Regions from separate parts of the Homo sapiens genome. Here region 1 is linked to region 2. Evidence: chromatin loops called from intact Hi-C (ENCODE). Cell type or tissue: ascending aorta. All regions are shown on one strand. Links, peaks and the distances in the headings refer to the core of each region. The heading gives the core; the rest is flanking DNA. Region 1 holds the start of BEX5 (brain expressed X-linked 5). Region 2 holds the start of GPRASP1 (G protein-coupled receptor associated sorting protein 1).

What was found. Hi-C counts contacts between places; a loop is a spot of excess contacts. Peaks named below come from ENCODE experiments on the same cell type or tissue, not always from the same donor. Only the 100,000 strongest peaks of a DNase experiment are listed, where the experiment ranks them.
Region 1: it touches region 2 in a loop (4-fold over the local background); 4 of 110 quality-filtered maps call a loop at or near these places.

Annotation. Positions count from the first base shown.
Region 1 is chrX:102,143,801-102,158,793 of GRCh38, forward strand. It overlaps BEX5 (brain expressed X-linked 5), which reads right to left and starts at 12,177. Exons shown (of 3, transcript NM_001012978.3): 1 at 12,059-12,177; 2 at 10,944-11,010; 3 at 9,912-10,502. The coding sequence starts at 10,465. The coding sequence ends at 10,130. It overlaps LOC105373299 (a long non-coding RNA gene), which reads left to right. Exons shown (of 3, transcript XR_007068283.1): 3 at 1-165. RefSeq lists an enhancer at 11,994-12,133. In ascending aorta, for the core only: a CTCF peak has its summit at 10,602 (motif pointing right); DNase peaks (open chromatin) are centred at 10,901 and 12,191; H3K4me3 peaks cover 2,217 bases; H3K27ac peaks cover 1,625 bases.
Region 2 is chrX:102,641,987-102,657,221 of GRCh38, forward strand. All of the region lies in intron 4 of ARMCX5-GPRASP2 (ARMCX5-GPRASP2 readthrough), which reads left to right. It overlaps GPRASP1 (G protein-coupled receptor associated sorting protein 1), which reads left to right and starts at 9,497. Exons shown (of 6, transcript NM_001184727.2): 1 at 9,497-9,609; 2 at 9,701-9,747; 3 at 10,189-10,279; 4 at 10,845-10,912; 5 at 11,235-11,312; 6 at 11,594-15,235. The coding sequence starts at 11,928. In ascending aorta, for the core only: a CTCF peak has its summit at 10,595; DNase peaks (open chromatin) are centred at 9,465 and 10,555; H3K4me3 peaks cover 2,224 bases; H3K27ac peaks cover 1,640 bases; H3K27me3 peaks cover 323 bases.

The sequences.
Region 1 (14,993 bases), core at 6,994-14,993, 500 kb before region 2:
CATTTTTCACATTACTTTTATTTTTCTGCTCCTCGGACTGAATAATCTCAATTGACCTATTTTAAGTTCACTGATTCTTTTGCCTGCCCAAACCTACTGTTGTACCCCTCTAGTGACTTTTAGTTATTGTACTTTTCAAATAAAGAATTTCTATTTATTTTATAATTTCTACATCTCTTTGTATTTTTACATCTTTACTGATATTGTGTATTTGCTGAGACATTCTTCTCTTTTTCTTTAGTCCTTTGTTTACGATTTCCTTTAGTTCTTCGAGCATATATAAGACAGTTGATTAAAAATATTTTCTAGATATTCTAATACACGGGCTTTTTCATGATAGTATCTAATTATTTCTTTCCTGTGTATGGGCTATGTTTTCTTATTTCCTTATATGCCTCACAAAGTTTTGTTGAAATCTGTATATTTTGATTCTAATATGTTGACTCTGGAAATTAGATTTTCCCTCTTCCTTGGGTTTTGTTGTTACTCTCTCGTGGGTTATTGTTTACTTAGTGACTTTTTAAAGTATTTTAGCAAATTATGTATTCTTTGTCATGTGTGGCCACTGAAGTCTGTGTTTTATTAGCTTATTAATCAGCTGGTGTTTGGATGCCGTTACTCTAAGTACCTAAAGCCAACAAAAGAAAAACAATAAATAAAAAAATAATTTCCTGGCCTGGCGCGGTGGCTCACACCTGTAATCCCAGCACTTGGGGAGGCCGAGGCAGGTGGATCGCCTGGGCTCAGGAGTTCAAGACCACCCAGGGCAACATGGTGAAACCCCGTCTCTACTAAAAATACAAAAAAATTTACCAGGTGTGGTGGCGCACGTCTCTAGTCCCAGCTACTTGGGAGGCTGAGACAGGAGAATCACTTGAGCCCCAGAGGCGAAGGTTGCAGTGAGCGGATATCATGCCACTGTACTCCAGCTTGGGCTAGAGAGTGAGGCTCCATCTCAAAAACAAAACAAAACAAAACAAATTTCCCAGTCTTTGCAGATGAACTCTGAGTTGGAGTACCTTTTTAATGCTTTGCATTTTTCTTATGCAGAGCCTGAAGCTCAAATTCAATGAAGTTGAATGCTTGCATTTTCTCTGGTCTTTTCTGAGTATGTGTCCCACCCTTGGCATACACATGGCCTTCTTGATTTTCCAGTATATATAAAGGGTTTTTTAAAATGCTTGTTCTTCCACATATCTTGTTTCCCTAACTCTTCCTTCTCAGGCTTCTCGGTCTGTTCATTGCTTATTCTGAGTGTTGTCCTTTGCTCCAGACTTCTTTGGTCAATACCTGTGATTTTAAATGCTTCTGGCAAAAGCCAACTGGAGAGCCAATGCAGCCCAAGCCCTGGGAGTCCTCCCAGTCTGGTGTAATGAAAGAAGCCTTAGTGATGAAAGTGCTGCCAGGCAGGCTGATAGCCATACCACACTTCTATGAGAATACGGTCCAAATTCCTACCACTGGTACTAGCTATCTAAACCAGGATAGTGGGCTATCATCAACAGATCACTGCTAATCTGGGGCATAGAGAATGGTAGATAGGCAATTGAAAATTTCTTTCTTACCACAAATTAGCAGCTTTTATTCTTCACCAAATTTTCCTCTCATTGTTATAATTTTTTGACTGGATTCCAGAGTTCTGAGAAAGCTGATGGTAGCAGTTTTTGCCAGCTCACTAATTGCTCATTATGGAGTTCCGGAGTTCCATACACTACCATTTTTAATGATGTTACTTGTGTTTCTATTTCTTTTTAAGTCAATTGGGTAGGTTGTGTCTTTTTTGGAATTCATCCCATTCATCTACCTTGTCTCATTTTTTTGTCATGCAGTTGTTAATAGTATTACCTTATAATCTTTTTTTATATATCTGTAGAGTTGCTAATGATGACCCCTCTTTTATTCCTGATTTTAATAGTTTCAGTCTTCATCATTTTTTATTGGTGAGTGTAGCTAAAGTTTTGTCAGGTTTTATATATATTTTCAAAGAACAAACTTTTAGTTTCATTGATGTTCTATTCTGTAATTCATTTATTTCCACTCTAGTGGTTACTATTCCCTTCCTTCTGATTTCTTTGATTTAAGTTGCTCTTCTTTCTGTAGCTTTTTAAGATGAAAGTTTACTGATATGGGATTTTCATCTTTTCAAAGTAAACATTTACTGTTACACATTTCCATCTAAATGCTGCTTAACTATATCCCATAACTTTTGATGTGTTGTGGGGTTTTTTTTTGTTTTTAAAGTATTTTCCAATTTCTCTCATGATATTTCAGGTTGAATTGAAGTACATTGTTTAATTTCCACATATTTGCAGGGTTTTTGAATTTCTTTATGTTGTTGATTACAAATTTAATTCCATTATGATCATGGAATATTATTTTTATAATTTCAATACTTTTAAGTGTATATAGGATTTTATTATTTATTATGTAGTCTTTCCAGGAAAATGTTCCATGGGTGCTTGACAAGAATGTGTATGCTTATGCTGTTTGGAGTGTTCTATACATGTCTGTTATTCCAGTTGGTTTTGTAGTTTTGTTTAAGTCTTCTGTTTCCTTGTTGATATTCTTATTTGTTTCATTTATTTTTGAATGTGTGGTTTTGAAGTCTCCAATTACTATTGTTAAATTATCTTGATTCTCTTCTAATTTTTTCCTTCTATTCTGTAAGTTTTTGCTTTATGTATTTTGGAAATCTGTTTTATGTTCATATATGTTTATAATTTTTGTATAGTCCTGAAGGATAGGACTTGTTATATAACACGTTTTTATTCTACGATAACATTTTTTGTCTTAATGTCTTTTTCATCTGACTCTTTTGGTTATTCTTTGCATAGTATATATTTTCCATCCTTTCACATTAATTTTATTTGCTTATTTAAATATATTCTCTTTTAGATAGTGTATAGTTGTATCATGCTTTTTTTTTTTTACCCATTCTGCTACTTTCTGCCTTTTGACTGAAGTGTTTAATCAACTTATATTTAATGCAATAATGATAAGGTGATATTTACATTTGCTGTTTTGCTATTTGTTTTCCATTTGTTGTGTGTTTTTGTTCCTCTATTTCTCCATTATTGAATTACTTTTAAAAGGATATTTTTTTGGCCTACCATTTTAATTCTCCTTTTTCTTGTACAAAGTTTTTGAATAATTTTCTTGTGTAGTTGGCCTAGGGATTAAAATTAGTATATTAATTTAAAACAAGTGAATTTGTATCAATAATTTTAATGGGATGCAAAACTATCTCCATTTCCTCTTTCCTCCTTTGTGATTTAGGAAGAGTGTCATAGAAATTACATCTTAGCCATTATATCTGTTTTGTAATTATTGTTTTATCAAGTTTTCTTTCTAATCTAATAAGAGAAAAATGAGTTACAGACAAATATACGTTTATAACTATTTGTATTTATTTCCTATTGTTGCTGTAACAATTACCACAAACTTAGTGGCTTAAAATAGGAAAAACTTATTCTCTTACAATGCTAGAAGTAAGAAATTAAAATGCCTTCATGGGGTTTTAACCAGAGTCAGCAGGTATCCACTGCCTTATTTTTTTCAACTTCTGGAGCTGAATTTCTTGTATTCCTTGGCTTACGTCCCCTTCATTCATCTTAAAAGCCAGCAGCATAGTATCTTCAAATGTCTCTCTGCTTCCATCATCACATACCTTTCTTTCTCCTTTGTGTCAAATTTCCCTGTGTCTCCTTATAAGAACACTTGTGATTGCATTTAGGGCCCACCTAGATAATTCAGGATAATTAAGACACTTAATAACATCTCAAGATACCTAATAACATCTTCAAAGTCTCTTTTTGGCATAAAAAGTAACATTCACAGGTTCCAGGGGTTTGGACATGCATAACTTTTGGAAACCCACTATTCTGTCTACCACACTGTCTTTTATATTTACCTATTTAGTTACCTTACTAGTGTTCTTTATTTCTTCATGTGGATTCATGTTACCATTTAGTGTTTTCTAATTTCAGCATGAAAGACTCATTGGTATTTATTGTAGGACAGTGCTGCTGATTAAAAATTACTCACTGTTTGTTATTTGAGAGTGTCTTAATTTATCCTTAAAGTTTTAAGGAGAGTTTCCAGACTAAGAAGTGTTAGTTAAGTCTTTTTCCTTCAACTTTCTGAAAATGTCATCTTACTGTCTTCTGGCCTCCATGATTTCTGATAAAAAGTCAGCTGTAGATTCGTGCTTTCCATCAAGTTCAAAAAGTATTTTGTCATTATTTCTTCAAATACATTTTCCTGAAACTTTTCTTTTTCCCCTCTTTATGGAATTCCCTTCGTGCCTATGCTTGTACGCTTGATGGTGTGCCATGGTTCTCTAATGTCTCTATATTTTTCTCCATTTTTCTTTGTTTTTTTGTTCCTTATACTCATAATCTTCATTTATCTATCCTCAAGCTCACTGATTCTCTCTTCGTTCACTTCAGACTCATTATTGAGCTGCTCTAACAAGTTTTTCATTACAGTTGTTTTCCGTTCAATGGAGAAAAGGTAGTCTTTTCCACAAATGATACTGGAAAAGTTGGATATTCTCATGCAAAAGAATGAACTTGTACTATTATCTCATATCATTTATAAAAATTAACTAAAAGTTGATTAAAGACCTTAATGTAAAATCTAAAACTATGAAAACCTTAGAGAAAAATAGGAGAAAGCTTGATGACATTGGTCTTGGCTGTTGCTTCTTCAATATGACACACAAAGTATAGGTAAAAAAAAATAGAAATTGATCAATATTTAACACTTTTGTGCATCACAGGACAGTGTCAAGAGAATGAAAATGCAACTTACAGGACAAAAGGAAATATTTGCAGGTCTATATCTGAAGAGGGATTAAAATCCAGAACATATTTTAAAACTTTCATAAGTCAGTGACAACAACAAAAAAAACCACATAGAACCCAATTTAAGAATGGGCAAATAAATTGAATCAACATTTCTCCAAAGATATACAAGTGGCCAATAAGCACATGAAAAGATGCCCAACATCACTAATCATTAAGGAAATGTAAATCAAAAGCCCAGTGAGATACCACTTCATGCCCATTAGGATCATTGTTATCAAAAAAATAAGCATTGGTGAGTGCTATGGTCTAAGTTTGTTCCCACCAAAATATATGTTGATATTTCATCCCCATTGTGGTGGTGTTGGAACATGAGGCCTAGTGGTAGATGTCTGGATCATGGGGATGGATCACTCATGAATGGCTTGGTGCTACTCTGGAGGTAGTTAGTGAGTTTACACTCTGATGAGACTGGATTAGTTATCACTGGAATGGGTTAGTTCCCTGGAAAGTGGGTTGTTGTAAAGCCAGGACACTCCTTGTGTTTTATCTCTTTGCACATCTCTGCTTTCCCTTTGAACTTCTCTGCAATGTTTTGATCTAATTCATGGCTTACAATAGAGGAAGAGCAGATGTGGGTGCCATGCTTCTTATATTTCCCAGCCCACAAAACCATGAGCTAAATAAACCTCTTTTCTTTATAAATTACCCATCCTCAGGTATTCTGTTTTAGCAACACGAAATGGACTAAGGCAAGTAGGGTGTGGAGAAATTAGAACCCTCACACACTGCTGGTAGGAATGTAAAATTATACAGCCACTAGGGAAAACATTATGGCCTTTCTTCAAAAAATTAACATAAAATCACTATATTTCATTTCTGGGTATATGCCAAAAATAATTGAAAGCAGACTCTGGAACAGGTATTTATACACCCGTGTTCCTAGCAGTATTATCAACAGCAGCTAAAAGGTGGAAGCAAGCCAAGTGTACATCAAGAGATGAGTGGATTAACAATATGTTATATGTACATACAAAAGAATATTAGTCAGCTTTAGAAAGGAATAAAGTTCTGCTACATGCTAAAAAATTAGTGAACCTTAAAAACATTATACTAGGTGAAAGAAGCCGGACATCAAAGGGCACATACTGTATGATTCCATTTATATGAGATACCTAGAAAAGTCAAATTCATATAGACAGAAAGTAGAACAGTGGTTACCAGGGGACATAGGGAGAGGAAAATGGGGACTAGGAAGTTATTGTTTATGAGTACAGGGTTTCAGTTTGTAATGACACAAAATTTCTGGAGATGAATGCCGGTGATGATTCTAAAACAGAATGAATGTACTTAATACCAATAAATTGTACATTTACAAATGGCTGAGGTGTAAACTTTATATTATGTATATTTTTCCACAATTAAAAATATCCGAAAACTTAACTACTTTAAAGTGAACAATGCAATGACATTTACCACATTCACAATGTTGTGCAACTACCACCTCTATCTAGTTCCAAACCATTTCCATCACCCCAAAGTAAAACCCCTCACCCACAAAGCAGTTTTTGATCGTTACTGTCTCCCCTAGTCCTTGATAACCACCAATATGTGTTATATCTTCTATCAGTCTACTAGGACTGCTATAACAAAATGCCACATACTGGGTGGTTTAAATAGTAGAAGTTTATTTTTCACAGTTCTGGAGGCTGGAAGTTCAAGATCATGGTGTCAGCAGGCTTGGTTTCTCCTGAGGCCTTTCTTTTTGGCTTGCTGATGGCTGCCTTTGCTCTTCGTCTCATCTTCTATTTTAATTTACGTTTTTAGTTGAGAAGTAAAAATTGTATATATTTATGGTGCACAAAATGATGTTTTCATATCCTTATACATTGTGGAAGTACTGAATTAAGCAATATAATACATGCATTAACTCACATACTAATCAATTTTTGTGGTGAGAACACTTAAAGTCTACTCTCCTAGCAACTTCAAGTAGACAATATTATGTTATTAACTATAGTCACCATGGTATAATTGATTTAGTGAACATATTCCTTTCTAACTGAAATTCCTTGAAGTTCCTTGAACTTTATTTACAGTCTTGCTTTACTTTGCAGAAGATTTAATATTTTTTACATGGTGAATGTCAATCTTTCCCTTTATGATTTAATGTTTTAAAATTTTTATTTTAGCTTTTTATATTATTTTTTGTGCCCATATACATCTTCTCCTTGCTACTCCTTTCCCTGAATTTGGGCGAACATTTATATTTTATTTTAGTTATTTTATTGGTTTGTTTTTAACATAATCTGGATAAAAATGTACGCACAAGTGATCCAACAAACTCTAATGTGCATCAGAATCACCTAAAGATTGTTAACAATGTAGCTACCTGAGTACCATTGCCAAAGAGTGGATTTTGGATGGTGCCAGAATTATGTATTTTAAACAAGCTCCAAGTGGAATTCTGAAGTATTTGATAGGCTAGCGAAGCTGGACGAACACTGGCAAATATTTTCTTAAAAGGATGTTTTTGTGATTTGGGGGTATAATTCCTCCCCTAGGGTATTTCTTTCACAAGATATAAATTCTATATAAACAAATTAACCTGCTTAGGGTAACACAATCAGGGATAGTACAGAGAAAATAAGCCAAAGATATTTTAGCCACAAATTTCACTCACTTCTCAACTCTACTCTACATCGGAATCACCACGGGATCTTTCACACTAAGGATCTGTTGGTCTCACTTTTAATGAGTCTGACTCAACTGGTTGGAATTGGGTACTGAGCTCCACTTTAAAGTATCCTCAGGTATTTCAAATCTGAAGCAAGGATTGAGAACTTATGCAGTAAAGACAATAGCATTAAAAAATAAAAAGTAGTTGTCTCTTTAAGAAGGGCACCGTCTGATGGGAAAATAATGCCTGATGTATATAGATTAATTAAATTCTATGTAGTGTTTTCACAGGTCTCAGATCTACCAATCAACTAACCACCCATTTCTATAAAATATAAGGTGGGGAGAGGGGTGTCTGAGATTGACTAAAGCTGGGGCCTCCACTTTAATTTATGTAAGTCCAGAGATGTCTGATTAACTATGGTACAGTGAGTATGGACTGAAACACATTTTTTTCTGAATTTTTAGCCAGTTCTTCAGGCAATTTTGATGCAGCTGGTCTATATAGCACATGCTGATAAACACTGACATATATAATGTTATGATAAGTGCATTTTTTTTGGAAATTGGCGTATAATGCTTCTTCTGCTGTGTTCCTTTTTAATTGCAAGCTACAGTGTGTAGGGAAAAGAAGCACTTGCCCATAAATAATCAGAAGCAACCCTGGGTCCAGATTGCAGGATTCAACTCAGCTATAATTAACTGTTGTGCCCTACAACTTATCAGGCCCTGTACTAAACACTAAGGGTACCAGTATAAATGAGACAAAATATTTACTGTGAGAAGGACACAGTTTAGTGGGGAACAGTGATGACTGTGAACAATGTTTTAAAATTGGGATTCACCTACCAGATCCCCAGTTCCTGCCATTATTTCCCATCAATCTGTAATTACGGGTTTATTTGGCACAGAAATCTCAAAGCAAAGGAAGAGGGAAACGTATCTGGATCCGTGTAAGTTAGTGTAGACTACTGGGGACTCCTGAGGTCAGGGTGGTGTGAACCAGAACAGTCTTGGGAACATAAAATTATCCCTACAACTCCTGTGTATGTGCAGAATGAAACCTGTAGCAATGTCTGCACAGAAAATTGATAGTCAAGGAGACTAAGCTATATTCATCAGAGGATGGAAGAGATAGTCCAATTCTGAGCACACTATCATGAGTGTCACTCAAATTTGTCTGGGAGAAGGGGATGAGGAAGGAAGTGGGAGAAAACCATAAAGGGCTGCTTGCATTTATAAGCAGTGTTGGTGAAGTATCTGCCTGGTTTAATTATAACTCTAAAGCAGGGAGGGACACTCTATACATTTTTGAAAAGGCAAAATGGGGATTCGGATTACTGAAGGTTCCAGAGAAATCGGTGGGTCTTTGTCATCTTTAGAAGTCCAGTACATCTGCAGTGGTAGAAGCCAGTGGAGGGAGCAAAACGCAAGAGAAGAGGAAGATGTGCCTAATAGTTATGGTATTATGCAGGAAAGAAAGCCAGAGTAGCAGATGAATAGAAAAGCATTTACAGTTGAGCATCCCTAATCCAAAAATCCAAAATCGAAGTGCTCCAAAATCCAAGGCTTTTTGAACATGACATGATGCTACAAATGGAAAATTCCACACCTGACTTCATATACGCAAACTTTGTTTCACACACAAAATTATTAAAAATATTGTATAAAATTACCTTCAGGCTATGTGTTTGAGGTGTATATAAAATTAAATAAATTTCATGTTTAGAGTTGGGTTTCATCCTCAAGACAGCTCTTTATGTACATGCAAATGCTTCAAAAACAGAAAAAAAACCCCAGAAATCTGAAATCTGAAATGCTAGTCCCAAGCATTTCGGATAATGGATTTTGAACCCGTACTCACCTGGAAATCAACTGGACTTGCTGATAGGCACTCTCCTTGGAATCTTCCCTAAATATGAAGGGCACTTAGAGGGCTGGAGCCTTGCATGTATAAATAGAGCAAGACACAGAGCTCAGTCATCACCTCATTTGATTCCCACAGCAGCCGTCTAAGGCATTTATAATGTAACGTACCTGTAATTATCAGGTACATGTTTCTAAATGAGAGATCCATAGGTAATATAAGATTTATATGTCTTTAAACTGTGTTTCAAGTGTTTATTAATTGCCCCCATTTCCTATATAAGTTGATTGGCAAGTTCCTTGCTTCTTACTTTTTTTTTCCCTGAAACATAGGAAACACATGTATTCATTTTGGAAAAGTGAGAAAAAGTGGATAACCAAGAAAAAAATAAAGAAATTTAAAAGTACCAGTAACTATACAACATAGAAAAAGCACATTCTGGTTTTCATTCATTCATATATATATATATATATATATATATATATATATATATATATTTCATATATATTATATATAGTGTGCATACGTACACATCTAAATGAAATAGTCTATCTGTAGACTGCTTTTAAATTGCTTTATTAACTTTACAGTATGCAATAAACATCTTTCCATGAAAGTTGATGAAAGTCCTCTTCTGACAGAAAAACTTACAGACTAGGTCAAAATGCAATCTCCAATCAGAAAATTGCAGAAGAATGCCAAAAGGTTCACATTAAAGGTACACCAGGAAAAATGCGAATTTAGAAAGCAGGGATTTTATGATTATTAACCTCAAGATTCAAGGCATAAGGCAAAACTCATCATGATGATCATGGTGAGGAGGGTCCCCTATAAGAATGCGCAGACTGTACCTCAACTGAAGTTCCCTAATTTTCCTCCTTAGCTCTCTCATCTCCTCCATGAACCGTTCCATATCATCTCCATCTCCATCTATCATATCAATGTTATCGACAAGCCTATTGGGCACATCCTCTCCAAAACCCGGGGCAGGTGGAGCCCAAACCCCTTTAACATTTCCTCCAGGCTCCTGGTATTCACCACCTCCTAAAGCGGGGGCTTCATTCTGCACTGGGGCCTTCTCCACAACTTTGTTTTCCTTGGGGACATTTTCCATGTTGAGTTTTTTTCCTGTTTTTTTTTTTTTTTTCTTCCTAGAAGATAAAAAGCAAGAAGAGGGAATGAATGCTTGATAGGATTCAGAGCTCTGTTTGGCAAAGGTTTTCCCACCTGAGAAACTTTATGAACCCTGTAGGGGGCGCCCCAGACCCAGCGCTGCCCCAAAGCCCATCATTTTCCCTGAAAATCCCTTCCCCAGGCCACTCCTACCGCCAAAATGCAAGACGACTTAGCGGAGGGGGACGATCATAGAGAGACCAGACTTCACCTCCCTGGGATCCTAATAAGCTCTCCAGGAGCGCCCCAGATCTCGCCCCTCTACTCCCTTCTTCCCTCATCAGATACAGGCTGTCATTTTATGAAGACTCTCCTAAGTTTCTCCTGCACTCAACTCGGGCAGGAAGGGCTGTGAGTCACCCAGATTCTGCTCTGATCCTTGATACCCCTACACCAGAGGGCCCCAGGCAACCTCCTACCTTCAGGGATCAGAGGCAGTCTTTCTCTCTTAGCCTTGAAATCGGCTGCACAAACGCACTTAAAGACCTGCAGACAAATGTGACAATTACCAGGACTGATCTTTTAATCAAAGGACCGGTAATGGGAGTTGATTTAGGGTTCTCCTAGTATTAGCACCTTCTGTTTCTCCTCCATCCTGTCTCACGGCTTCTTTTCCCACCCTGTGACAGGCTATCCCACCTTCCAGAAATAGGCATCAAAGATGATTATTTCCAAAACGTTTTAACCTCTTCTTTAGGCGCCCATCTCTACTGTTTCCTCTTACCTGTCATCTAGTTACCCTTTCTGCAACGCAGGCAACTTGCCTGGCGGGGGAGTTAGAAGAGCTTGCTGAATGAATACGTAGTTTATTCACAAAGAATTTCAATCTAGATATCCATCAGGCCCTCTCTCCACCCGATCCCCACTCCCATGCCCACCATTTTATGCATCAAGATGGACGATGAGTGAAGAGGTATGTGGGCATTGAAAACTAGGACCTGCTGCGGTCTCTGCGCTTTGTCATTCTCACTCCAGGATCTACAGGTAGCGCCCACGCTTACACCGACCGACCTGCTGAGACCAAAAACAGTTTCTCGCTCCTCGCCTCTGTCCCTCAGTCAGAAGCTCGCCCGCTCAACTGCCGCAATAGGGACCTGCTTTCCAGACCTAATCTCTGTCCCCCTCCTCTGCAGCAATTCCTCTCCTCGGCCCCCGCAGCCTATCATTTCCAGCTCTAAATGGGTAGAGGGTGAAGAAAAGATACCTAGAAGGCAGGCCTAAAACCTTGGCAGGGTCCGCCCTCCCCAACCCTTGGTTGCCGGCTGTACCTCCCTCCCGCGGACCTGCAGGAAGCAGGCTGTTTCCTTTCAGTCTCCTCCACCGGCTGGACTCCATCAGACATTGCCCGATGGCCGGCCTCCTAGGAGATCTCAAATGGTACCCATTCTCAATCCAGCCCCCTCGGGAGATCCTCTCCCCAACCGCTCCATTTCTCGCACTAAACGGGTGTGTATCTGGAAAGGGTGTGTATCCAGTCCTAGACCCGCTCTGGTCTTTGCCCTCTGCTGCTCACACACCGGTCAGCGCCACCTACCTGCCAGGGCTCAGGGGTCAGCTTCTACCACTTTCCACCTTTCCTGGGCAGCTGGCTCGCCTGCCTTCAGGGCAACAGCGAGCCGTCACACGGCCAGCGACAACTACCAGACTGCAACTAGGAGGAGGGACTAATCCACGCATTGGCTCTGGGTCTCCTAAGGGTCACGTCACTGTGAGCTCAGATTTCCAATTACCATTCACACCCGCAGTGCGGCAGGAGGGTGGGGGCGGGACTGTGGGCGGGGCCACCTTTCTCTTCATTCGTGCTTTCTCCACCACTACCACAGGCTACTATCCACCCCTCTATTTTTTTATTTAGCGATCCCCACGACCAAACGGGTCATAATATTTTGTATTTGGCTTGCTCTGGTTTCTGCTGGAGCTTTTAAAAAATCGCTTCTTCCTCTTCTATACACCTAAACGCACACTTCTCTCCCCTTCACGTCCAGCAAGTAAAGCCCTAACAGTCTTGTAGGGCTTGGTCCCAGATTGGAACCCGGAGAAGGGGTGGGGAGCGAGAGGCTAGGAAGTCTGGAAAATAGGCAGGAAGTGGTATTCAAATTTTTTTTTCACTTCAACTACTTTCCTTTTTGTTTGTTTATTTGGGAAGGGGGTTCCTTTTATTTTTCATCAGCATGCATTCATTTTGTTGTTGTTTTTATAACTAGACAATACAATTATTTTCAGTTGAAAAAACAGGATTCGAGTTGTAAAAACATGGCAATCTGTTTCTCCTGCTGAATCATATTATAAATATAAACCTTCCAGAAAGCATTCCCCTGCCTCCTTTAAGGACTTTGAAATAAGGCCGGGAGCGGTGGCTCGTGCCTGTGATCCTAGCACTTTGGGAGGCCGAGGTGGGTGGATCACGGGGTCAGTAGTTCAAGACCAGCCTGGCCAAGATGGTGAAACCCCGTCTCTACTAAAAATACAAAAAGTAGCTGGGCGTGGTGGCAGGCGCCTGTAATCCCAGCTACTCGGGAGGCTGAGGCAGGAGAATTGCTTGAACCTGGGCGGCAGAGGTTGTAGTGAGCCGAGGTAGCACCATTGCACACCAAGCCTGGGCGATAGAGTGAGACTCTGTCAAGAAAGAAAGAAGGAAAGAAAGAAAGAAGGAAAGAAAGAAAGAAAGAGAAAGAAAGGAAGAAGAAAAGAAAAGAAAAGAGGAAGGAAAGAAGGAAAGAAGTGATTTTCTCGTGAAGGATCTCTACATGTCCTTCCGTGAAATGATGCATTGAGTCTAATAGAGCCTCTCTGGTGGATTTTCATGTCTTGAGAACCTGTGACAAACTGATGATCTCCTCTAAATTGTATTAGTGTAACCACAATTTACAATAACACCTAGCCCTGATGATTCAGGACAATAATTTGGGGAAGCTACCCTGACAGATGAAAATGTATTGTGATGGACACATAGAGGGGAACAACACTGGGGCCTACAGGAGGGTGGAGGATGGGAGGAGGGAGAGGATCAGTTTACCTATATAACAAAGCTGCACATGTATTCCTGAACTTAAAATAAAAGTTTAAAAAGTATTGTGAAATTACAATGTTAAGATAATAGTGTACCAGAATAAATTTAGAACAAATGAACCAGAAAAGAAATTCAATTATCAAACCCAAATATGGAAAAAATGCTAGTAAATGCATTGAAATATTTTGAATCAGTGGGGAAAGGTTAGATTGAAGAAATTGTATCGGGATAATTGACTATTTTCAAAAACAATGAAGTGCCTTATCATTCTCATACACTTAAAAATAGACACTAAATGTTTGCATAAAAGACATTAAACCATTAAAAATAGAACTTAGCATGTTATTTTTTATATAATAGAATGGAAAAGTTGTTTTAAATACAGCACCAGATCCTGACAAGACCAAAAGGCAACTGGCTCAAATCTGCTGGGGACCCTCCAAGTCTCAGAAATGATTTAGAGTGCTCCTCAGAATTATCCTAACTAGTGATGAGAAGTTGGGGTATTTTTCTACAGACTTGGCCCTCTATTGGTGGATGTCACGCTGAGGATGTTAAAATCTCTGGCACTTTTAAGTTGTCCTACACCTGGGCTGAGCAAGTTCCCAAGGTACCAGAAAAAGCCCTCAGCAAAATTAGAAAACACAGGTAAGGTAGAAGGATAATATCAGTTTTATCCCCGCTACAGGAAATATACTATTCACATTTTACTCTAAATCAGTCCAAATATCTCCCTTCAAAAACAAAGATAATACACACATATTCATTTTCTTCTTCTTCTTCTTCTTCTTCTTCTTCTTCTTCTTCTTCTTCTTCTTCTTATTATTATTATTATTATTATTATTATTATTATTATTATTATACTTTAAGTTCTGGGATACATGCGCAGAATATGCAGGTTTGTTACATAAGTATACATGTGCCATGGAGTGATTTGCCGCACCCATCAACTCATCATCTACATTAGGTATTTCTCCTAATGCTATCCCTTCCCTTGCCCCCCCACCCCCAGACAGGCCCCAGTGTGTGATGTTCCCCTCTCTGTGCCCATATGTTCTCATTGTTCAACTCCCACTTATGAGTGAGAACATGTGGTGTTTGTTTTTCTGTTCCTGTGTTAGTTTGCTGAGAATGATGGTTTCCAGCTTCATCCATGTCCCTGCAAAGGACATGAACTCATCTTTTATATAGCTGCATAGTATTCCATGGTGTATATGTGCCACATTTTCTTTATCCAGTCTATCATTGATGGGCATTGGGTTGGTCCCAAGTCTTTGCTATTGTACACACATATTCATTTTCATATTTATAGATGTTTGGGTTGTTTGTAGTGTTCATTATCATAGATGATGTTGATTGAACTTCTGTGTACATAAAATTTTCATACTAATATCAAATTTTGAAATTTCTAGAACAGTCGTTTCTATATATGTGTGGATATTTTTCAGTGTCATAGAAG
Region 2 (15,235 bases), core at 7,236-15,235:
ATTTCTCTAATGACCGGTGATGATGAGCTTTTTTTAAATATGTTTTCATATGTTTGTTGGCTGCATAACTGTCTTCTTTTGAGAAGTGTCTGTTCATATCCTTTGCCTTTTTGATGGGGTTGTTTTTTTCTTGTAAATTTGTTTAAGTTCTTTGTAGATTCTCGATATTAGCCCTTTTTCAGATGGATAGATTGCAAAAATTTTCTCCCATTCTTTAGGCTGCCTGTTCACTCTGATGATAGTTTATTTTGCTGTGCAGAAGCTCTTTAGTTTAATTAAATCCCATTTGTCAATTTTGGCTTTTGTTGCCATTGCTTTTGGTGTTTTAGTCATGGGTAAAATTTTTTGATGAAGTCCATTTAATCTATTTTTTTTCTTTTCTTAATCTTGCTTTTGGTATTATATCCAAGAAACCATTGCCAAATCTAAGGTCATGAAGGTTTACCCCTATGTATTTCTATTAGTCCGCTCTCACACTGCTATGAAGAAACACCGAAGACTGGTTAATTCATAAAGGAAAGAAGTTTAATTGACTTACAGTTTCACATTGCTGGGGAGGCCTCAGGAAACTTACAATCATGGCGGAAGGCAAAGGAGAAGCAGGCACCTTCTTCACAGGGTGGCAGTATGGAGTTAGTGCAAGCAGGGTAAATGCCAGACACTTACAAAACCACCAGATCTTGTGAGGCTCACTCATTATCACGAGAACAGCATGGGGGAAGCTGCTCTCATGATCTAATTACTTCCACCTGGTCCTGCCCTTGACGCATGAGGATTATAGGGGTTATGCAGGTTACAATTCACGATGAGATTTTGGATGGGGACACAGCCAAACCATATCTCTATTCTAAGAGCGTGATACTTTTAGCTCTTATATTTATGTCTTTAATCTATTTGGAATTAAATATTACATATGGTATGAAGAGGAGTCTAGCTTATTTTTTATTTCAGCAAAATATTCATTATATTACATAATCATGTAAGTTATATGCAGTGAAATCTCCCTTCCATGGTATGATACTTCAATAGATTAACCAAGTCCCCAAAATAGGTAGGAAGAAAAATATTGTATCCACTGGAACTGCAAGATGAACAGTATGTAGCCTTTTTACAAGGCTTTTTTTACTTAGTAATATGCATTTAAGTTTCATCCAGATCTTTTCATGGCTTGATAGCTCATTTATTTTTAGTGGTGGATAGTATTCCATTTTCTGGATATGCCGCAGTTTATGTTAATCTAGTAGAGGACATCTTGGTTACTTCCAATTATTGGCAATTATAAATGAAGCTGCTAGAAACATCCATGTGCAAGTTTTTGTGTGGACATACGTTTTCAACTCACTTGCATGAATACCAAGGAGTTCCACTTCGGTATTATTTGCTAAGAGTATATTTAGTTTTCTAAGAAACCATGACCATCTTCCAAAGTGGCTATACCATGTTGCATTCCTACCAGCACTAAATAAGTTTCTGTTGCTCTACCTCCTTTGCAGCACTTGGTGGTGTCAGTGTCCTACATGTTGACCATTGTATTAAGTGTATAATGGTATCTCACTGTTGTTTTAATTTGCATTCTCCTGATGACATACAATGTGGAGCATCTTTTCATATGTTTATTTGCCATCTGTATATCTTCTTAGGTGAGGTGTCTGTTAAGGTCCTTAGCCCATTTTTTAATCCTGTTTGTTTTCGTATTGTTGGGTTTTAAGAGTTCTTCATATATTATAGATAACAGTTCTTTATCACATATGTCTTTTGCAAATATTTTCTCCTGGTTTGTGGCTTATCTTCTCAGATAACAGTGCCTTTCTCAGAGTAGAAGTTTTTACTTTTAATGAAGTCCCGCTAACCAATACCTTATTTTGTGAATCATACCTTTGGTATTATATTTAGAGAATTGTCACCCTACACAAGGTAATCTAGACTTTTAGAAAATGTAACCATCTAGGAGCTGTAGTTTTGCATTTTACTTTTAGTTCTGTTAGCCATTTTGAGTTAATTTTGTGACATGTGTAGAGTCTGTGTCTAGATTTTTTTTGCATGTGGGTGTTGAGTTGTTTCAGTATAATTTATTGAAAAGACTCTCTTTTCTCTGTTGTATTGCCTTTGCTCCTTTGTTAAAGATCAGTTGGCCATATTTACATGGGTCTGTTTCTGGGCTCTCTGTTCTGTTGCATTTATTCGCCTGTCCTTTCATTGATACCACACTGTTTTGATTACTATAGCTTTATAGTAATTTTTAAAGTTGGGTAGTGTTGGTCCAACTTTGTTCTTCTCCAATAGTGTGTCAGCTACTATGGGCCTTTTGCCTCTCCATATAAACTTTAGAATCAGTTTGTCAGTACTTACAAAACAACTTGCTGCAATTTTGGTTGGGATCGCACTGAATTTATAGATTAAATTTGGAAGAATTAATATCTTGACAATATTGAATCCTCCTATCCATGTACATGGAATATCTCTGCATTTATTTAGTTATTTTATTTCCTTCATCAGTGTTTCATAGTTTCACTCATATAGATATTGTGCATATTCTGCTAGATTTATACCTAAGTGTTTCATTTTTAGGTGCTAATGTAAATGTTATCATTTTTAAACTACAAATTCTACTTTCTCATTGCTCGTATTTAGGAAAGTCATTTTTAAAATATATTAATCTTGTATCCTGCAACGTTGCCATAATTACTTATCAGTTCCAGAAGTTTTTTTGTTGTTGTCAGTTCTTTCAGATTTTGTACATACACAGTCATTTCATCTGCACATGAAAACAGTTTTCTTTCTTCCCAGTCAGTATAACTTTAATTTCTTTTTTCTTGTCTTTATTGCATTAGCTAGGACTTCCATTATGATGTAGAAAAGCAGTGGTGAAAGGGAAAATATCTGCCTCATTCCTGATCTTACTGATAAATCAAGTTTCTCACCATTAAGTATGATGTTAGCTGTAGGTTTTTGGTAAATATCCTTTATCAAGTTGAGGAAGTTCTCCTCTATTTTTAGTTTGCTGAGACAACTTTATTCTTTTATCTGTGGATATCTGGTTCTCTCATTACCACCACCACATATAGAGAACGGACAAGATTTTTAATAAATGGTGATTGCGTCCTCTATTAGTTTGTTTTCATGCTGCTGATAAAGATGTACCCGAAACTGGGAACAAAAAGAGGTTTAATTGGACTTACAGTTCCACATGGCTCAGGAGGCCTCAGAATTATGGCAGGAGGTAAAAGGCACTTCTTACACAGCGGGAGCAAGAGAAAAATGAGGAAGAAACAAAATCAGAAACCCCTGATAAGCCCATAAGATTTTGTGAGTCTTATTCACTATCACAAGAATAACACGGGAGAGACCAATCCCTGATTCAATTACCTCCCTCTGGGTCCTTACCATAACACGTGGGAATTCTGGGAGATACAATTCGAGTTGAGATTTTGGTGGGGACATGGCCAAACCATATCATTTCACCCCTGGCCCCTCCAAATCTCATTTCCTCACATTTTAAAACCAATTATGTCTTCCCAGCAATCCCCCAAAGTCTTAACTCATTTCAGCATCAACCCAAAAGTCCACAGTCCAAAGTCTCATATGAGACAAGGCAAGTCCCTTCTGCCTATGAGCTTGTAAAATCAAAATCAATCTAGTTACTTCCTGGATAAAACGGGGGTGTAGGTATTGGGTAAATACAACCATTCCAAATGGGAGAAATTGGCCAAAACAAAGGGGTTACAGGGCCCATGCAAGTCTGAAATCCAGTGGGGCAGTCAAATTTTAAAGCTCCAAAATGATCTCCTTCAACTCTAGGTCTCACATCCAGGTCATGCAGATGCAAAAAGTGGGTTCCCACAGTCTTGGGCAGCTCTGCCCTGTGGCTTTGCAGGGTACAGCCTCCCTCCTGGCTGCTTACATGGGTTGGCATTATCTGTGGCTTTTCCACGCACACAGTGCAAGCCGTCAGTGGATCTATCATTCTGGGGTCTGGAGGATGGTGGCCCTCTTCTCACAGCTCCACTAGGTGGTGCCTCAGTAGGGACTCTGTGTGAGGGTTCTGACCCCACATTTCCCTTCTGCACTGCCCTAGCAGAGGTTCTCCATGAGGGCCCCACCCCTGCAGCAAACTTTTACCTGGGCATCCAAGCGTTTCTTACATCTTCTGAAATATAGGCAGAGGTTCCCAAACCTCAGTTCTTGACTTCTGTACACCTGCATGCTCAACACCACGTGGAAGCTGCCAAGGCTTGCGGCTTCCACCCTCTGAAGCCACAGCCCAAGCTGTATGTTGGCCCCTTTCAGCCACAGCTGGAGCAGCTGGGACACAGGGCACCAAGTGCCCAGGCTGCACACAGCATGGGGGCCTTGTGCCCAGCCCACAAGAACACTTTTCCTCCTGGGCCTCCAGGCCTGTGATGGGAGGGACTACTGGGAAGTTCTCCGACATGGCCTGGAGACATTTTTCCCATGGTCTTGGGGATTAACATTAGGCTGCTTGCTACTTATGCAAATTTCTGCAGCTGGCTTGAATTTCTTCCCATAAAATGGGTTTTTCTTTCTTATCGCATAGTCAGCCTGCAAATTTTCCAAACTTTTATGCTCTGCTTCTCTTATAAAACTGAATGCCTTTAACAGCATCCAAGTTACCTCTTGAATGCTTTGCTGCTTAGAAATTTCTTCTGCCAGATACCTTAAATCATCTCTCTGAAGTTCAAAGTTCTACAAATCTCTAGGGCAGGGGCAAAATGCTGCCAGTCTCTTTGCCAAAACATAACAAGCGTCACCTTTGCTCCAGTTCCCAACAAGTCCCTCATCTCCATCTGAGACCACCTCAGCCTGAATTTTATTTTCCATATCACTATCAACATTTTGGGCAAAGCCATTCAACAAGTGTCTAGGAAGTTCCAAACTTTCCCACATTTTCCTGTCTTCTTCTGAGCCCTGTTCCAACCTCTGCCTGTTACCCAGTTTCAAAGTCGCTTCCATATTTTGGGGTGTCTTTTGAGCAACACCCCACTCTACCGGTACCAATTTACTGTATTAGTTTGTTTTCACGCTGCTGATAAAGACATACCCGAGACTGGGAAGAAAAAGAGGTTTAATTGGACTTACAGTTCCACATGGCTGGGGAGGCCTCAGAATCATGGCAGGAGGTAAAAGGCACTTCTTACATGGCAGTGACAATATAAAAATGAGGAAGAAGCAAAAATAGAACCCCCTGATAAACCCATCAGATTTTGTGAGACTTATTCACTATCATGAGAATAGCACTGGAAAGACTGGCCCCCATGATTCAATTACCTCCCCCTGGGTCCCTCTCACAACATGTGGGAATTCTGGGAGTTACAATTCGAGTTGAGACTTGGGTGGGGACACAGTCAAACCATATCAAGTCCCATCAATGGAATGTGAGTGGAAATGATGTGAGCATTTCCTCACCATGGATTTTAAGAAGGAAATCAACTACTTCTATTCTCCTTTTTCTCATTTGCTGGCTGGATGCAGGCTGTGGTGAGGCCCTATCATGATGAGGCAGGAAGTGATGGTTAGTTAATGAGAAACAACAACAAAAGGTAGTGTAGTTTTCTCATTATTTTTTCTATTATAGAAAGCAATTTGACATTCCATTAATTTCTAATATTTATTGACATTGTGGAAATTCAGGTTTTCTTCTCCCTGTAAAGCTAATTAGCTCTCCTTGCCAGCTCCTATAGTTCTAAAAATCCTCAAGGGGTATTTCCTATGTCCTGAATTTTTGGGGTTTTCCTGTGATTCTTCCAGTTGTTGCTGCCATTCTAAGCTGTATTGCCAGGCATTTAATGTCCTCTAATTAACTGTTCTCTCTAATTTCCTAACTCCACCTATACACAGGGTTTTCATGATGTCAGATCTGAGTAGTAGTCAAAAGTTTAAATCCATGTTAGAAAGGAGGATATTTTCCTCTCTTTAGGTTATGCTTTATTAATGGGTTCCTTACACTGGAGCATTACAGAGTTTACTTAAAGACAGTTATTTCCTGGATATGTATAAACCTGCCTTTGCTATGACAGATATACAGTTGAGGGTTTGTGTTGGAATAGGCACAAATAGGAGTTCTATAATAATTTCAGTGTTGCTATTAGAATATCTATACTTCCCTAATGGCAAGGCATTGTTCATGGGCTAGGGTCCTTGTGCGTGACTTGGTTTTTCTTCAAGATTAATTCTCTTGAAGTAGACCCCACCCCAAATATGACCTGAAAATATTCTTGGGCCAGGCCTCCCCACCAGTTCTGCAAATGTACCCTGTCTCAAGAAGTAGAGACAGGCTGAGATCTTTCCCATAGCATTTTCAGGCTACACTGAAAATAGACATCTGTTGGGCCAATTTCACCATATAGTTCACCAGACCAACCTCAGCCTAGTTATTCCTGACTACAGGGGACTTTAATTTCTGTGTACAACCTTTGAAACTTTGAGATAGAAGAAGGGGATACATTATAAGAAAACACAGGGTTTGGCTCAGCCTCGACCAAAAGAGAAGTCTCAGAAGGAAGCTTTGCTTGAGGCCCATAAAGGACAGTATAGAGGCAAGTAAAACTAAATAGGCAAAAACAAGTCCATGACCATGGTGATTGAGACAGACAAGAGGAGAACAGGCAAGTGATAGGCTGGTGTGCAAGTTCATGAGCATGCTTGGGGGTGGTGGGTGGGATTTGGAAGAAAACAGTGAGTATGATGAGTGAGCACAGTTGCATCTGTATCATGGACTTAATGCTTATGGATTATTTGGCTCTGACATTTAGATTTCAGTGGTAAGTCAGGGTTACACAGGTGCTAGTGTAGGCACTGAGGAGTAGAAAGATGACTGTTGCAATTTATTGAACTAGAATCAATTATAGGAGGAAATAAATAGTGCTTAGCAGTCAGAGTATCTTATTTCAATCTTTTATTTGCTCAAAGGTTTTAAAAATAATAATCTATTTGATACATACCCATACAAAGCTAACATATGAAAAGCTTAAAGTAGGGCCTTTATCACTTCAATACATACTAACCAATACAAGACCATGTTTTCTAAGAGTACTGACAACAAATTGTCCAACACACATTTTAAAGTCTCACACAGTAAAATTTGTCAGCTTTTGGTAGAACCATTCCTCTGTCAGTAAATATCTTGGAATAAAGATCCTAGCACCTGCAGAATTACCACAGAAGCTTGTGCAAATGTGATTTTGGACATAATTATAAAACAGTAAAGGGGATTGGTGGCTGTATTGGTGAGATGAGCCCTAAAATATTTCTCAGAGACTGAAGCACAGGTAAAGAAAGGCAATGGGAATAGAATTCATCAGGATGGTGAGTGTATTCTGTTCCTACTCCTGCTATTGTTACCAACCAACACAGTGGGTGGGTTCAGTCGTTTGACATCAACCCCATGATCACAGCAAGGATTTAGTAAGGGGATTTATTACTTGTAACGAAGTAATGAGACCACCAGGGATACTTCCCAAAATAATGTCTCCCTGAGATGGGGGCTGGGTCAGGTTTTCATAAGCATTGGGTATTAAGGGTATATCCTGATGGCTTTGGATCTTACAATGAGGTGATGCTGAGAGGCATGATCTGACTGGATCCTGCCATCCAGTGTCCACTTCTTAATTCAGCCCTGGTCCTAATTCAAAACACTTACATTCTCCCTCTGATTGCATGCTTGGTTCATCTGAGGATGCTCAGGTAACATGATCTGAGGGTCCCCGGCAACTGAAAGACAATGCACAACTTTGTTATATAAAAGTTAAACCAGATAGGTCTGGTGCTGCTACCCTGTAACCAGTTACCATACATGGAATGGCTTAAAATAATACCAATTTATTATTATCTTACAGTCCTGGAAGGTTGGAAATCTTCAAAGGGCTTCACCACACTAAAATCAAGATGTTGCCAGAGGAGCTATCCCTCTGGCATTTCTAGGGAAGAATCTGTTTCTTTGTCTTTTCCAGGTTCTGGAGACAGCCTGTATTTCTTGGATCTTGGCTTCCTTCCATCTTCAAAGCCAACGATGACCAGTGTAGACTTTCTATGCTGCTTCAATCTGACATGGAGTCCCTGCCTTCCACATCTAAAGTACCCTTGCAATTACATTGGCCAAGATAACCCAGAATAATCTTAAATTAAACTCAGCTGAATAGCAATCTTAATGATCCTTTGTCAGGTAATATAAAATGGTACATGTTCTGGAGAACAGGACATGGACATCTTTAGGGGACCGTTACCTGCCAAACACAATGAGGGTAGTGTCTAAATGAGTTTTCAAATGGACAACAGTAACAACATCAACTTGGTGTTTAACCACATTGCTCTGTCTGTCCCATGCAGGAAGCAGGGAAAGGAGGGGCTCAAGAGTAGAGGACGGATGTGGGGGTGAAAGAAGAGGATTCAAATGAGCCAGGTTGCTTTGTCTCGGGGAGGGGGGTGCACGGTGGGATCCTCTCCTGAGAATGACTGCTGAAACAATAGGTAGTTGTGGCAGGTGGCGGAGATCCAAGCTGGTTTGATACCAGCCACATTTCCACACTGCCAAATATCATGGCAAGAGAAGACTTGACAGGGAACCGAAGAGAAGCCAGGACCATCCCTACCTGGCGGCATCAAAGAGAGAGGACTGTTATGACCTCCTGCGGGTCCTGACAGGGAAAGGTCCTCTTTTGGGGGCAACTGTGGGGACGGTGCAATGCCAACGTGAGCCACCATTTGAAATGAGAAACAGCGGTGTGGCAGAAAGAAATGAGTCTGGTGCAGACCAGTGGTTGGTTTCCTAGGGTTAGAGGTCTAGGTCTACCTTCTTTTAGAAGAGGGGCAGTGGTGAGTCCTTGATGGGAGCCCCCTGCCCCGGAGTTCACTTAAGAGCAGGTGTACCTTCCTCCCCTGCGTGGCTCCACGAAGCTGGGAAAGAAACGCACAGGACGACCACCCTAGAACCCCGGGCCTGTCTGGACTGAAATCGCCTCTCCCCTCCCACACTGCAGTGCTGACACCCCCTCTCCCATTAACATCCAGGAAGGAGGGTGAGCAGACTAGGGAGGGGGAGAGGGCAAACACCCAGCAGTCCTTATAGGGGGGCGGTTGGGGCGGGGGTGCAGACACACCAAGGGACGGTTTGGTATCCATCCGCTGCTCCCTCCAGCGCGGCTCTTCGCGACCTCGCGATCCTGTCCTCCGCCCGGCCCCGCAGCCGCCCGCCGGTGCCATATATTATAGCAGCGCCAGAAATGTGGTGGTCGTCGCCACGTTAGGGTCCGCGGGGTCCTCCTGAGGCAGCCTGGTGCCAACCCGCAGGCCCCGGCTGGGGCTCGTCCTGGCCCCGCCCACCTCTGGGTCGGAACTATGGTGGTTCTGTGAGGGGGGGCGTCCTGCACTTTCGCGCCGTATCCCTCCGCCCCCCTTCCCGACACCCTCGCGGAGAGCGGTTCTTGCCGCATCCTGCGCAGCCCCTGCCCAGTTTGGTGCAGAGGCGTGGGGGGCGGGACTCGTCTTTGCCATTCGGATCGCTGGGAAAGCGGTGGGAATCCAACTGAAGAGCAGCCAGAGGAGAGCTGAAGAGAGGAGGGGGAGGCCGATGACCTGGGCTCTGGGCCTCTGAAGGCAAGTAGGGGTGCGTGAGGTGGGGGGCCGTGGTGTGGGGGTGGTCCGCCAGGGTGGACCGGCTGGCAACCTGCCCCCCGGACCCTGACAGCCTGGCAACGAGGAGACGATCCGTTCGGAGCCGGGCGCTAGAGAGAGGTGCGCAGTGCCCGAGATCCCTGGCTATGGGGAGGCGGTGACTGGTGCGGGCCAGGCCGGACCAAGGGCTGAGGGGCTGGCTCCAGAGGCACCGTCAGATCGTCTGGAGGAGAACCGCGCTGACCGCTTCCCAGCCAGCTTTGCAGGCGCCCGCGCGCAGCCCTCGACGGTTTCGGTACCGAGAGACGGCTGTGGGGGAGGCTCCTGCGGGAGAAATGGCCAAACGGGAGCCGTGTTGGGGGGCGCCCGGGAGGCAGTTGGGGGGCGCCTGGGGGGGCCCTCGTGGGCCAGCGTCCCAGCTCTGTGCCTAGCCCGTGGGAGGTGGGTCGCGTTCGCTGCTCCGGGCCCTGATTCCGGAAAGGGGCCTGTGGGGCCCCGTGTCCTGGGTGCTGTCCCTTCCCACAGACTCCAGGTTGATGTCAAAGTCTGTCTGCGCGGTAGGTCTGGCGTATTCTGACAGGACACAGTGAGCATCTGTAGAGGAGAGGCTTGAAATAAAGGAGGAGCACGAATATTCCCTGGATTTCTGGAGGTGTGTGGGGATGTGGGGTGGGTGCCAAACACTGGAGAACCGAATCGGGGTGGGGGACTGCGACCAGAGCAGGTCAGGCATCCAGGAGCACCTCTTAATCTTCCCCTCTCTAATGGTGTTCCAGGCGCTTCCCCCACCTTCCATCCCCATCTGCCTCCCCCACCGTCCTAAACTGGGGGCTTGAAAGGGTGAGCTTTGGAGGTAGGGGTGATGAGGGAGACATACTGACAAGTACCAATTCACGACCTGTTTTCTAGAATATGTGGCGCCCTTCCCCCATTTTCTGCTGCGCAGAGCAAGGGGATGTGGCGCACCTAGTGGTGAATCCTCAGAATTGGAGAAGGGAGTAATGAGAAGAGTATGACGTCAAGAGAAGGAGTTGTTATCTCTAGAACCTTGAAGCAGGGCCTAAACAAAACGAGAATATTCCACCAGCAAAACCCCGAATGTTGAAAGACAGATATCAATAATATGGGGATTCTTATCCTTAGCGTTGGTCTCTCTACCAAGGGCTTTACTGCCACCCCTCATTTCCTGTCTTACTTTTTCATCTGTTTGTCCATAGGCCTGCTTTAAGGCTGGCCAGTTCTGCAAGAAAGGCAAGGAGGAGGAGACTGGCTCACACCTCTGGAGGTTGGTGAGAAGGGGGAGGGGGCAATTCAGGGGACAGTTGGAGAAAGAGAGCATGGCAGGTGGCTTTGAGACCAGTGGGTGCAGACCCACTTCTACTCTGCTGGATTTGCACAGTGCCAGCATCCTTTTTATTTCTTGCAGGGGACATGAGATAGGTGTAGGTTGTGTTGTGACTCAGAAAGACCTGAGAGCAGGGACCAGGACACAGGAAACCATAGATACATTGAACCCTTGAATGGGAAGACAGATATTTGTCACAGGAGCCAGAGTGCTTGCCTATCTACCATTCTCCATTCTCTCCTGTATGTTTACTTGTCTGTAGGACCCCCTTCTGTCAGCTGTGGGGCTTGACACTACTTGAACAAGAAAAGGAGGGGGAAACTGCACCACATAAGTGAAGGTTGGTATGAGAGTGGGTATACTTTTGGGCGGGGTAGTGGAGACCAGCATGGGTCCGGGAGTGCTTAGGGTCCAATCTGGGGACTTCTTGGCCCCTCCCATTGCCGACACACTTTCCCACCATTGTTGGACCTGTTTAATAGGAGGCAGCCGGTCCAGAGAGACTTTCTCAAAGCCCAGCTGTCCCACCTAGCATTCAACATCAGTCTCACTGCATATGTCTCTGCATGGGATGACATAATTGGAAGAGACTCAAAGCCCCATTTCATTCTCTCTCCCTAGATCCACCTCCAGTGGCTGCTCTGCTGGTGGTGGGGTTGCTGCTGACAACCACCCTCAACGGGTCTGCACCCATCCAGGAAATCTCTGTCTTCCTCAAGCTTGGTTGTGCCTGTTCTACACTCTATCTGTATTATTGAATTACTGACTGAGACTGTGTTTGGGAAGGAGGCTGAGTGACTACTGGACTGGATATTGACTCTAACTCTTGTTTCCAAGCTTATATCCTCAATCACCTAAAGATCAGAGTGTGAAGAAACAAACCTGTGACAGATCTGTGGTTGAGGTTTAGACTGGGGGAGGAGTATAGTACTGGACTTTCTTTGTAACTTGTACCATGACTGGGGCAGAGATTGAGTCTGGTGCCCAGGTCAAGCCTGAAAAGAAGCCTGGGGAAGAGGTTGTAGGTGGGGCTGAGATAGAGAATGATGTCCCTCTGGTGGTCAGACCCAAGGTTAGGACCCAGGCCCAGATAATGCCTGGGGCAAGGCCCAAGAATAAGTCCAAGGTTATGCCTGGAGCAAGCACCAAAGTTGAGACAAGTGCAGTGGGTGGGGCACGCCCTAAGAGTAAGGCCAAGGCAATACCTGTTTCACGATTTAAGGAAGAAGCCCAGATGTGGGCTCAGCCCAGGTTTGGTGCTGAAAGATTGTCTAAGACAGAGAGAAACTCCCAGACCAATATCATAGCCTCTCCACTTGTCAGTACTGATTCTGTCTTGGTTGCTAAAACAAAGTACCTGTCTGAGGATAGAGAACTGGTTAATACAGACACTGAGAGCTTTCCTAGAAGGAAGGCCCATTACCAAGCAGGATTCCAGCCTTCTTTTAGGTCAAAGGAGGAGACCAATATGGGGTCCTGGTGCTGTCCTAGGCCTACATCCAAACAAGAAGCCTCTCCTAATTCTGATTTCAAATGGGTAGACAAATCTGTGAGTTCCTTGTTCTGGAGTGGAGATGAGGTCACTGCAAAATTTCATCCTGGGAATAGGGTAAAAGACAGTAACAGATCCATGCACATGGCCAATCAAGAGGCTAATACCATGTCTAGGTCCCAAACTAACCAGGAGCTCTATATTGCATCTAGTTCTGGTTCTGAGGATGAGTCTGTTAAGACACCCTGGTTCTGGGCCAGAGATAAAACCAATACCTGGTCTGGGCCCAGGGAAGATCCCAATAGCAGGTCCAGGTTTAGGTCTAAGAAAGAAGTCTATGTTGAATCAAGTTCTGGATCTGAGCATGAAGACCATTTGGAGTCCTGGTTTGGGGCTGGAAAGGAGGCCAAATTCAGGTCCAAAATGAGAGCTGGGAAGGAGGCCAATAACAGGGCCAGGCACAGGGCCAAGCGAGAAGCTTGCATTGATTTCATGCCTGGGTCTATAGATGTAATTAAAAAAGAGTCCTGTTTCTGGCCTGAAGAAAATGCTAATACCTTTTCAAGGCCCATGATCAAGAAAGAGGCCAGGGCCAGAGCAATGACAAAGGAAGAGGCCAAAACCAAGGCCCGAGCCAGGGCCAAGCAAGAAGCCAGGTCAGAGGAGGAAGCCCTCATTGGGACCTGGTTCTGGGCTACAGACGAGTCCAGCATGGCAGATGAAGCCAGCATAGAGTCCAGTCTACAAGTGGAGGATGAGTCCATAATTGGGAGTTGGTTCTGGACTGAAGAAGAGGCCAGTATGGGGACTGGGGCTAGCAGTAAATCCAGACCAAGGACTGATGGGGAGCGTATTGGTGATTCCTTATTTGGGGCTAGGGAAAAGACCAGTATGAAAACTGGGGCTGAGGCCACCTCTGAATCTATACTAGCAGCTGATGATGAACAGGTCATTATTGGTTCCTGGTTCTGGGCTGGTGAAGAGGTCAACCAAGAGGCTGAGGAAGAGACCATTTTTGGGTCGTGGTTCTGGGTCATTGATGCGGCCAGTGTGGAATCTGGTGTTGGGGTCAGCTGTGAGTCCAGGACAAGGTCTGAGGAAGAAGAGGTCATTGGTCCCTGGTTTTGGTCTGGAGAACAAGTTGATATAGAGGCTGGAATCGGAGAAGAGGCCAGGCCAGGAGCTGAAGAAGAGACAATATTCGGGTCCTGGTTTTGGGCTGAAAACCAGACCTATATGGATTGTAGGGCTGAAACTAGCTGTGACACCATGCAAGGGGCTGAGGAGGAGGAGCCCATTATTGGGTCCTGGTTTTGGACCAGAGTAGAAGCTTGTGTGGAGGGTGATGTCAACAGCAAGTCTAGCCTGGAGGACAAGGAAGAGGCCATGATACCATGTTTTGGAGCCAAAGAAGAGGTCAGTATGAAGCATGGGACTGGTGTCAGATGCAGATTTATGGCAGGGGCTGAGGAGACCAATAATAAGTCTTGCTTCTGGGCAGAAAAAGAACCCTGTATGTATCCTGCCGGTGGAGGAAGTTGGAAGTCTAGGCCAGAGGAGGAAGAGGACATTGTCAATTCGTGGTTCTGGTCCAGAAAATACACAAAGCCAGAGGCCATTATAGGGTCCTGGTTATGGGCTACAGAAGAGAGTAATATAGATGGGACTGGAGAAAAGGCCAAGTTACTGACTGAAGAGGAGACCATAATCAATTCCTGGTTCTGGAAAGAAGATGAAGCCATTTCAGAGGCTACTGACAGAGAAGAGTCCAGGCCAGAAGCTGAGGAGGGGGACATTATTGGTTCTTGGTTCTGGGCTGGAGAAGAGGACAGACTAGAGCCAGCTGCTGAGACTAGAGAAGAAGACAGGCTAGCAGCTGAGAAAGAAGGTATTGTTGGGTCCTGGTTTGGGGCCAGAGAAGAGACCATTAGAAGAGAGGCTGGGTCTTGCAGCAAATCCAGTCCTAAAGCTGAAGAGGAAGAAGTCATTATTGGGTCCTGGTTCTGGGAAGAAGAGGCCAGTCCGGAGGCAGTGGCAGGAGTCGGCTTTGAGTCAAAGCCTGGGACTGAGGAGGAAGAAATCACTGTTGGGTCCTGGTTCTGGCCTGAAGAAGAAGCCAGTATACAGGCTGGATCTCAGGCAGTAGAGGAAATGGAGTCAGAGACTGAAGAGGAAACCATTTTTGGGTCCTGGTTCTGGGATGGAAAAGAAGTCAGTGAAGAAGCAGGACCATGCTGTGTATCCAAGCCAGAGGATGATGAAGAGATGATTGTTGAGTCCTGGTTCTGGTCTAGAGACAAAGCCATTAAGGAAACTGGAACTGTGGCCACCTGTGAGTCCAAGCCAGAAAATGAGGAAGGGGCCATTGTTGGGTCTTGGTTTGAGGCTGAAGATGAGGTAGATAACAGGACTGACAATGGAAGCAACTGTGGGTCCAGGACATTAGCTGATGAAGATGAGGCCATAGTGGGGTCCTGGTTCTGGGCAGGAGATGAGGCCCATTTTGAATCAAATCCTAGCCCCGTGTTCAGGGCCATTTGCAGGTCCACGTGTTCAGTTGAACAGGAGCCTGATCCTTCACGCAGGCCTCAGAGTTGGGAGGAGGTCACTGTTCAGTTCAAGCCTGGTCCATGGGGTAGGGTCGGCTTCCCATCTATAAGCCCCTTTAGATTTCCGAAAGAGGCAGCATCTTTATTCTGTGAAATGTTTGGGGGCAAACCCAGGAACATGGTACTTAGCCCAGAAGGGGAAGATCAGGAATCTTTGCTTCA